3 separate regions of the Mus musculus genome follow, and regions 2 and 3 are each linked to region 1. Evidence: chromatin loops called from intact Hi-C (ENCODE). Cell type or tissue: left cerebral cortex. All regions are shown on one strand.

Region 1 (2,500 bases):
ATGGCTGAACACCCAGTGGTCACTTATTCTCTGAATTTCAACCAGTTTCAGATCTCTGCAATAGTCTCTATCTGTTGCAAAAGGGAGCTTCTTTGATGACGAATGAGAACTACACTTGCCCATGGGTATAAGGATATGTATTTAGTTAGTTAGAAACTATATTGACTTAGGGGAATGGAAGTTTTTTTTTTTTAATCAAATGGTTCAATCCTATTGTTGAATCCCAACATTTATTTTTATTTGTTCTTTCCGTTGGATTTAATTAGCTGTTTTTGATTTCTCAGATACTGAGTTTTAAATTATGAGTTTCTAGAGAAACTGATCAATCTTTCAGTACAAGGGAATATCAGTGCTTCAGAAAAAAGGTTTTTTTCCCATTTTTTTCTATCTTTTATGTCACTTTTTAACTGTTACTTTAAGTCACAACCATGCTGCTCATTGGATGGAGAGCCTTGAACAAATCATTTTCTTTCTCAAGAGTCTGTTCCTATCAGAAAACCCATTGCTATGCATTTCCATCCACTTCAGGGACTGCTGTACTGTGAAGAAGTGCAGGGAGGAAGGCCAGCATCACATACACAATAGCTGGGTCTGAAGGACCCCAGCAGAAACAGCAGAAGAGAGGCGATGAGAATCCAAACCTGGTTCAAGTACCTGAGCTCAAGTGGTCCTTCTTGGTGTGGAAACAGGGCTGCTTTGTTAGGCTGTTCACTAAGGTCTCCACCCAACAAAGGCTCCTCTCCTCTCCCCATCCCAGAAGAACTCTTGATCCTTCTCTTTGCTTGTACTTTCTACTTTGGCTGTGGGAAATACCACTTCCTTTTAGCCAAAGAGGGGTGTCATTGGTCTTACGTGAGTGTTCTCTATAGATTATTCCATTCCTAGTGCACATGGGGCCAAAATCCCTGAGGACTTGTTAGCCATTACTGAGAACAAAGTGAATCTCTAGAACTCAAGAATAAGAGAGGAAACTATCTATGACTTGCCTTTCTCCCATGTTATCTCTTACTCTTGTTAACTAAAAGCCATTGACACCAAACCTCATCATAAAATTGGACAGAGCTCAGTTGCAGAAACCATGGACCTGGGGAAAAACACAGCCCAGCTGAAGTAAGAATAGATAAAAGAAGGAAAAGCTTTCTCTATGGAATTCCTGGTTTTAGACTAAGATGAATTTGCATAGCGTTCTCTTGGTGAGATTTACTGAAAACCTGCAAATGATGGTGTGCTTAGAAAATATACTCCCTCATCTCTGTTGCTGCCTCCGATGGAAGGCAGGCTCATCATCTGTCTGTACTGGCAGGGGCTGCTGACACTCTGCATTTCTCTACCACGGTATTTAAATGAATCTCAATAAAATCAAGATTCCTTTTATATTGAGATTACTCATCGCTCCTGCCTTCCAACCTCCTAACATTTTTCCACCCCCAGAAGCAGTTGTACCCAGTGGGAGGAGGGAATCTGGGACAAATTACTTTGTCATTCTGTGCCTTTCTGTCCCCTGTACATGGGAGAATAATCGTACCTCTCTGTAGATTATTCCTTCTGTTACATCCTCCCCCAACATGTCATAATTCCCTTTCTTCTCAGGCATCACTTCTGTGAGGAGACAATGGGTATCTGTACTTCCCAAGACCTGTAGTCTTGAAAGCATTAACTGTGTCTCGCTCTGATCACACTATTGCTCACCTCTACCACAACGCCTAACATTGAGTATACAGTTTTGCCTGACCCCAGGACAACAAACACAGTCAGTTCCCACTATCCATGACAATCAATCTTCACAAAGTCACTGCAAGCAATGACAACTGATGGCTAATGACAACTGATGGCTCCAAGAAGACATGCCGGGCTAGATGCCTGTCTGGTCACATTTCTGTCACCTGATCAATACATAACCCTTTGATTTTGATTAAAGAGACCTCATTTGATATGCACAGGAATTATGTTTACTGACATTGGGCTCAGAGCCATTTGCTCTTGCTCAAATAATGTCCTTCCAGCTCCAAGGTCCAGCCTCCATTCAAGTTTGAGTTCTGAGTGGAGGACTGTCCCTCCTCCTTTCCTAGTCTCCCCCTCACTTGTTCAACTCCCCCACTTCCTTCCAGGTCTTCCAAGTCACCATATATCATTGTCCTAGATGGATTTCTGTTGCTGTGATAAACACCATAATCAAAAGCAACTTAGAGGAGAAAAAGATTTATTTCAGCTTCTACTTCCACGTCATAGTTCAGCACCCAACTATGGTCAGAAATGGAAACAGAAACTTGAGGAAAACACTACCCCCTGGTTCTCTCTGACTCAGGCTAAGTTGGCTTTCTAATACAACCCAGGTCCACCTGCCCAAGGATGGTGCCATCGAGAATGGACTGTGGGCCCTTCTGCATCAATCAATCCATGCAACCTCTTATAGACATGACCATAGGACGGTCTGATTTGGTCAGCTGCAGTTCCCTGTTCCAAGTAGATTGTAGTTGTGTTTACTTGACAATAAAAAACT
Region 2 (2,500 bases), 220 kb before region 1:
ACACAGAGATGGGGCGTTTATGCAATAGCTGTATTGGCCTCCCATACTATTCTCTGAAGTAGACATAATAATAAACTGCTCCCTAAGTTCTTAACGGTATGGTCATAGAGCCTCTCAGAAACTCTTTATTCAGTACATGTTGACTATACGGAGAACTTGTCAACCCACAGGGAATAAATACAGAGACTATGGAGTATTCATCTCCAAATTTAATAGCTACGTCACAAGGGTGTGTGTGTATAAAGATGATAAGAACCAGAGGTAATGGACACCTGTAGCAAAACAGTAGTTGTAGGACATGATAGTGCCATTGAGAGCAAGAACTCATATCAATTGTGGCTGCATGCAGAAGACCTGCCAAGACCAAGATGGCTGAACTCCTGGCATGCATTGGCAGGAATTCTTGAGGTCTCTCACCCTACCTAGCCTTACTGAGGAGCTATTGGCTAAGTGGCTGCTGGGGGAAGTCGGGGGAGAGACAGTTTTCTTTAGGGATGCAGCCCCAGAGGGGCAACACATGTTCCATCCACACGCGTGCACATCCGTGTATCACTGAGGACTTAGTGGGCTTAAGAAAAGAGCGTGCGGAGCTGAGACAGAACAGAACTGAGGGACTGAGGAGGAACTGGAAAGAAGGGGAGGCAGTGTGGATTTGACCAGAAAACACGTATGAGATTCTCAAACAATAAACAATGACGGGAGCAATGGTCAGGAAGAGCTTAAATTAAGATACACAAATACTGCAGAAACTTCCTCTCTAGCTGAGCACAGCGGACTGCTGGACCTGCGAGCTTCTGGTCAAAGCCCACGGCAGTCCTGCACTGACACGCATACACGTGAGTAGATTCTCCTGTGAGAGCAACAGCAGCCTGCGGTCCTTCTGCCTCGTGAACCTCACAACGTACCACCTTTTGATTACACTCAAAGGGACACTTGTGCCCTGGAAATGTGAGAAATGATGGCACAGGAGAATGCTGAGGAGACTAGGGAAGGAAATTGACGCACAGATTATGAGGCCAATCGTGATTCACAGAGCAGCCCCCCACCCCGCACCCCCATCGTGCACCTAGGTTAGAGCATCTGTTACAAAACATTTAGTTGGCTTGCCCCATCTGCATATGCCTTAGCAGCACATCCCTTTTGACTTATATACCAGGAAGTCCAAGCCAGTTTTGGAGTGACCTGTTGAGGTTTCTGGCCCTGTAAGCATGCCCGCTGTCTGCAGAACCACTTGGGGGCAGCACCTGCTCACTGCCACTGCAACTGTGGCCCACCACTGTGGCTTGTCTCCCTACAGGGCCTCTTCATCTTCTCTTAGCTGCAGATCTCAGGGTTGCCAATGCATATCTCCATCCAGCAGTGTTAAACCAAACTGAGCTTCATTCTCCAGATGAAGACTTCTCTACACTGCCTTTCTTCCATCCCCGAGCACTGGGCAACACTACCTTATTATAGGGACTAAATCCTTTGGACTCTAGGTAATTCTCTCTCTGTTGTAGGAAGACTGCACTATGGTCTGGGTTGGAGGCAGGTGCCTTGCTGCCTGCCATCTTCTTCTTCTTTTTTTTTTAAAGATTTATTTATTTTTATTGTATATAAGTACACTGAGCTGTCTTCAGACACTCCAGAAGAGGGAGTCGATCATTACAGATGGTTGTGAGCCACCATGTGGTTGCTGGGATTTGAACTTCGGACCTTCGGAAGAGCAGTCGGGTGCTCTTACCCACTGAGCCATCTCACCAGCCCCCAGCCTGCCATCTTCTCTTTTCAATACTGTTCCCATCCTCTTATTTCTTTCTTCATGAAAGCCAACTCCTGGGGAAGGAGGATGCCAGCTAGCTGCCAGTCCCACACTTCTGACAGATGTGTGTATTGAGTGAATCCTTAAATGCAGAAACTATCTCCCTACCTAGTCCTTCAATGAAAGTTTTGAGTATCACTCTTTGCCCCACACGATTTCATTAGAGCAGATCTCTGAAAAAATACTGTATAACAAAGAGGAATCATTTTAAAATTGTGATGTGTATTCTTAGCAAGTTGATCCCAAAGGATGCAGTGATCCATCCTTCAGCAATCAATGACAATTCTTGAACTTGTTCCTTGGATAGGTATATTCTGCACTGCCTAAACCTTACTCATCTATATAGACACCACTCTGTGTGTGTGTTCCTCATTCTGCCTTGCTAACCATACTAGTATGAATAATGTCTGTTCTTACATATGTGTGGGCATATGTTTGAGAATCAGAACCACCTGACCTTCCAAAAATATGAAAAAGACAATATGTCTGAATAATTGCTTAGTTGATTGTGTTATCATAACTTCAAGTGTTGAATGACTGAACGTGTTTTCCCCCTAGATACTGAAGAGGTCTATCATTGAGGGATAGGTTTATGTGTAAGTCCAGAGTACTAGTGACTCAAACTGAGAGTTGAGTTTTCTGTTTTTTTCCCTAGCAGTATAAATTAGGGGTCATTCAGACCAAGGCTGCTGAGAAATC
Region 3 (2,500 bases), 350 kb before region 1:
TGCTGGCTCTGTGCAGGTTGGAAAAGTACACATGACAAGCATCCTTTGGCAGGCAGAGCTTGCAAAGAGCCTGGGAGGGTGGGTTGGAGCTGGTACCCTTCTAGGACAGTAACTCTGCCTTCCTTTTTCAAAGAGGAAATTGGCCCAATGTCCATGGACAAAGCTGCATGGATAAGACCTGTGAGCAGAACACAGAGCCCATGTTCTGCCTCATGACCATTTCCTACCGAAATGAAATAATGAGATTCTCCCTTGCCTCCCAGGCTTTGAAAGGAAACCTGCCCCCACTGGCACTCAGTCCCTGGCTCCTTCTCCAAATCATTACTCCTGCGTTTTAGCTGAGCACCTGTCGATTTCCTTGAGGGCTTTTTTCCTTTCTGTTCTCTTCTGTTGCCATCAACAGCTTGCTTTATGAAATCACTTCCCTAACTAATTAAATCACCATTCCCAGTAAATGTAGGCTCTGTTACAACACTGAGGGCCAAGTGAGGAAGGAGCACAGATCTGTGGTAGAGGTGAGGCTTCTAGAAAGAGTGGCTGTTGTGTTCAGCAGATAGCTTCCTTATGACATGTGAAATTTAATCCTCAATGACATGAGGATTTTCCATAAGTAAATCCTTTTTATTATTCCCACCTTACAGACATTGAGTGTGAGTTACAGTGGTCCCATGAGGCTCTGCGGGCTGTGACGCCTCTTCTGGTAGAAATCGAGGCATTGTGTGTATGTGTTTCCTGTCCAAACCTAATCAGTTGCACCTCTGCTCTCGAGGTCCTTTATCAGCGGTGGGGTAACAGCAAGGACAAGTAGAGACCACAACTGGATCTGCTTTCTTTTGTTTCAAAAAAATGACCACCCAGAAACACCAGGGACCCGAACTGGCTGCAAAACCATTTACTCTACATCTCATCTGTTTATTAGACGTGATTGGAAATAAAGTCCTTATCTGGGGGTGGGTGGGAGTGGGGGTGGAGAGGTGTCATAGGGTATGCCTGTTAGCCAAGCCAGCATGAAATGGATCGTGAGTTTGAAGGTGAACCAGCAGTTCACTGGGCCTTTTCTCAAAATAAAGTAGAAAGAAAGAAAAAAGCAAACAAGTGAGAGGTTACAACTTTCAACTAGTAAGCGTTGAATCTATCTATCTATCTATCTATCTATCTATCTATCTATCTATCTATCTATCTATCTGCTTCAGGCAGAGAGGGTTCAGAGACAGCAGGTGGCACTCTTTCTCCTGGAACAGATGGCTGCCTGCAGCTTGCCTTCAGACTGAGCAGGGGATGGACACAACCACTCTAAGGACTTGGCAGGCTTTAGGTACTCAAGAAGAACAGGACAAAAATTCTCTGCTCATAACTGTTGGCCAGATGTAAGCATCCTAGGGCCTGAACACACTCAGAGGCCCTACCTGGGCTTGGGCTACTGATGAGCTTGGATAGGCGTGGTCCCTTCCTATGACCTTCTCACAGTGACTGTGTTTCTAAAAGGTAATTAGTCCTCAGCTAAAGACACCTTCTGTACCTTTCTAGGCTTTAGACTGTGATGCAGGAGAGCCACGTGGCCTCTCAGTATGGTAAGTTTACTGCCACAGGGAACTGGGAGCTGGCCCAGAGGTAAAGCGCTTGCTGAATAAAGATGAGAATGGGAGGAATTTGGATTCTTAGCATCCATGTAAACACTGGGTGTGTGTGTGTGGAGACCTACCTACCTCAGTGATGCTTGGGAGGCAGAGAAAGAGGATTCCTGGAGTAAAAATTCTAACTAAACTAGTTGAATTGTTGAGTTCTGGGTTCAAGTGAGAAACTTTGTCTCAGTGTATAAGGTAGAGAGTAATCAAGGAGGATACTTAGCACCAATGTCTGGCTTAAACACACACAGACACAGACACAGACACAGACACAGACACAGACACAGACACAGACACAGACACAGACACAGACACAGACACAGACACAGACACAGACACAGACACAGACACACAGACACACACAGGCACAGACACACACAGACACACAGACACACAGACACACAGACACACACACACACCTGGACATACATAAAACACACACATACACACATAGATGTACATATCACACACACAGAACAAAAACATGATATACTTATCATAGGCCATATAGAAAGGTGAGAGACTTGGGATTTGATGTGCCATGTTGAGTGAGATATGTCCCCTGATGGGAGATGCAAGGATGGTAAGATCCTGGAAGACCCTTCTTGCCCAGAAGAATGGGGCTTCATTTGAGAGATGTTGGATATGGGAAACACCTTATATTAGGTTCACTTTCAGGACAAATTAAAAGATGCCCTTTGCTCCATGAATGTCACCAAACAATTCCATGTGAGGGGAAGTGTCCACTGAAGTAGAAGTGATGGAGCTGGTAAGGTCACTTGGCTTCAGGCAGATCACTTATCAGTGCTCCACAGTTGATTGTGATTAATTACTGGTGTGTGTGTGTGTGTGTGTGTGTGTGTGTGTGTATGGGG

The links. A loop is a pair of places that touch in the nucleus more often than their neighbours do. Peaks named below come from ENCODE experiments on the same cell type or tissue, not always from the same donor. Only the 100,000 strongest peaks of a DNase experiment are listed, where the experiment ranks them.
Region 2: it touches region 1 in a loop (3-fold over the local background); 7 of 42 quality-filtered maps call a loop at or near these places.
Region 3: a loop joins it to region 1, with 4 times the contacts of the local background. A loop is called at or near these places in 3 of 42 quality-filtered maps.

What each region holds. Positions count from the first base shown.
Region 1 is chr1:164,688,396-164,690,895 of GRCm38, reverse strand. No RefSeq gene overlaps it. Among named protein-coding and RNA genes, the nearest start is that of Dpt, 110 kb to the left of the region's middle. In left cerebral cortex, a CTCF peak has its summit at 1,286; a DNase peak (open chromatin) is centred at 1,364; H3K27ac peaks cover 1,593 bases.
Region 2 is chr1:164,903,989-164,906,488 of GRCm38, reverse strand. No RefSeq gene overlaps it. Among named protein-coding and RNA genes, the nearest start is that of Gm32652, 5.6 kb to the right of the region's middle. In left cerebral cortex, a CTCF peak has its summit at 1,245 (motif pointing right); a DNase peak (open chromatin) is centred at 1,272.
Region 3 is chr1:165,034,646-165,037,145 of GRCm38, reverse strand. The region is part of intron 5 of Gm51669 (a long non-coding RNA gene); the gene reads left to right. Among named protein-coding and RNA genes, the nearest start is that of Gm51669, 25 kb to the left of the region's middle. In left cerebral cortex, a CTCF peak has its summit at 1,216 (motif pointing right); DNase peaks (open chromatin) are centred at 345, 758 and 1,261; H3K27ac peaks cover 960 bases.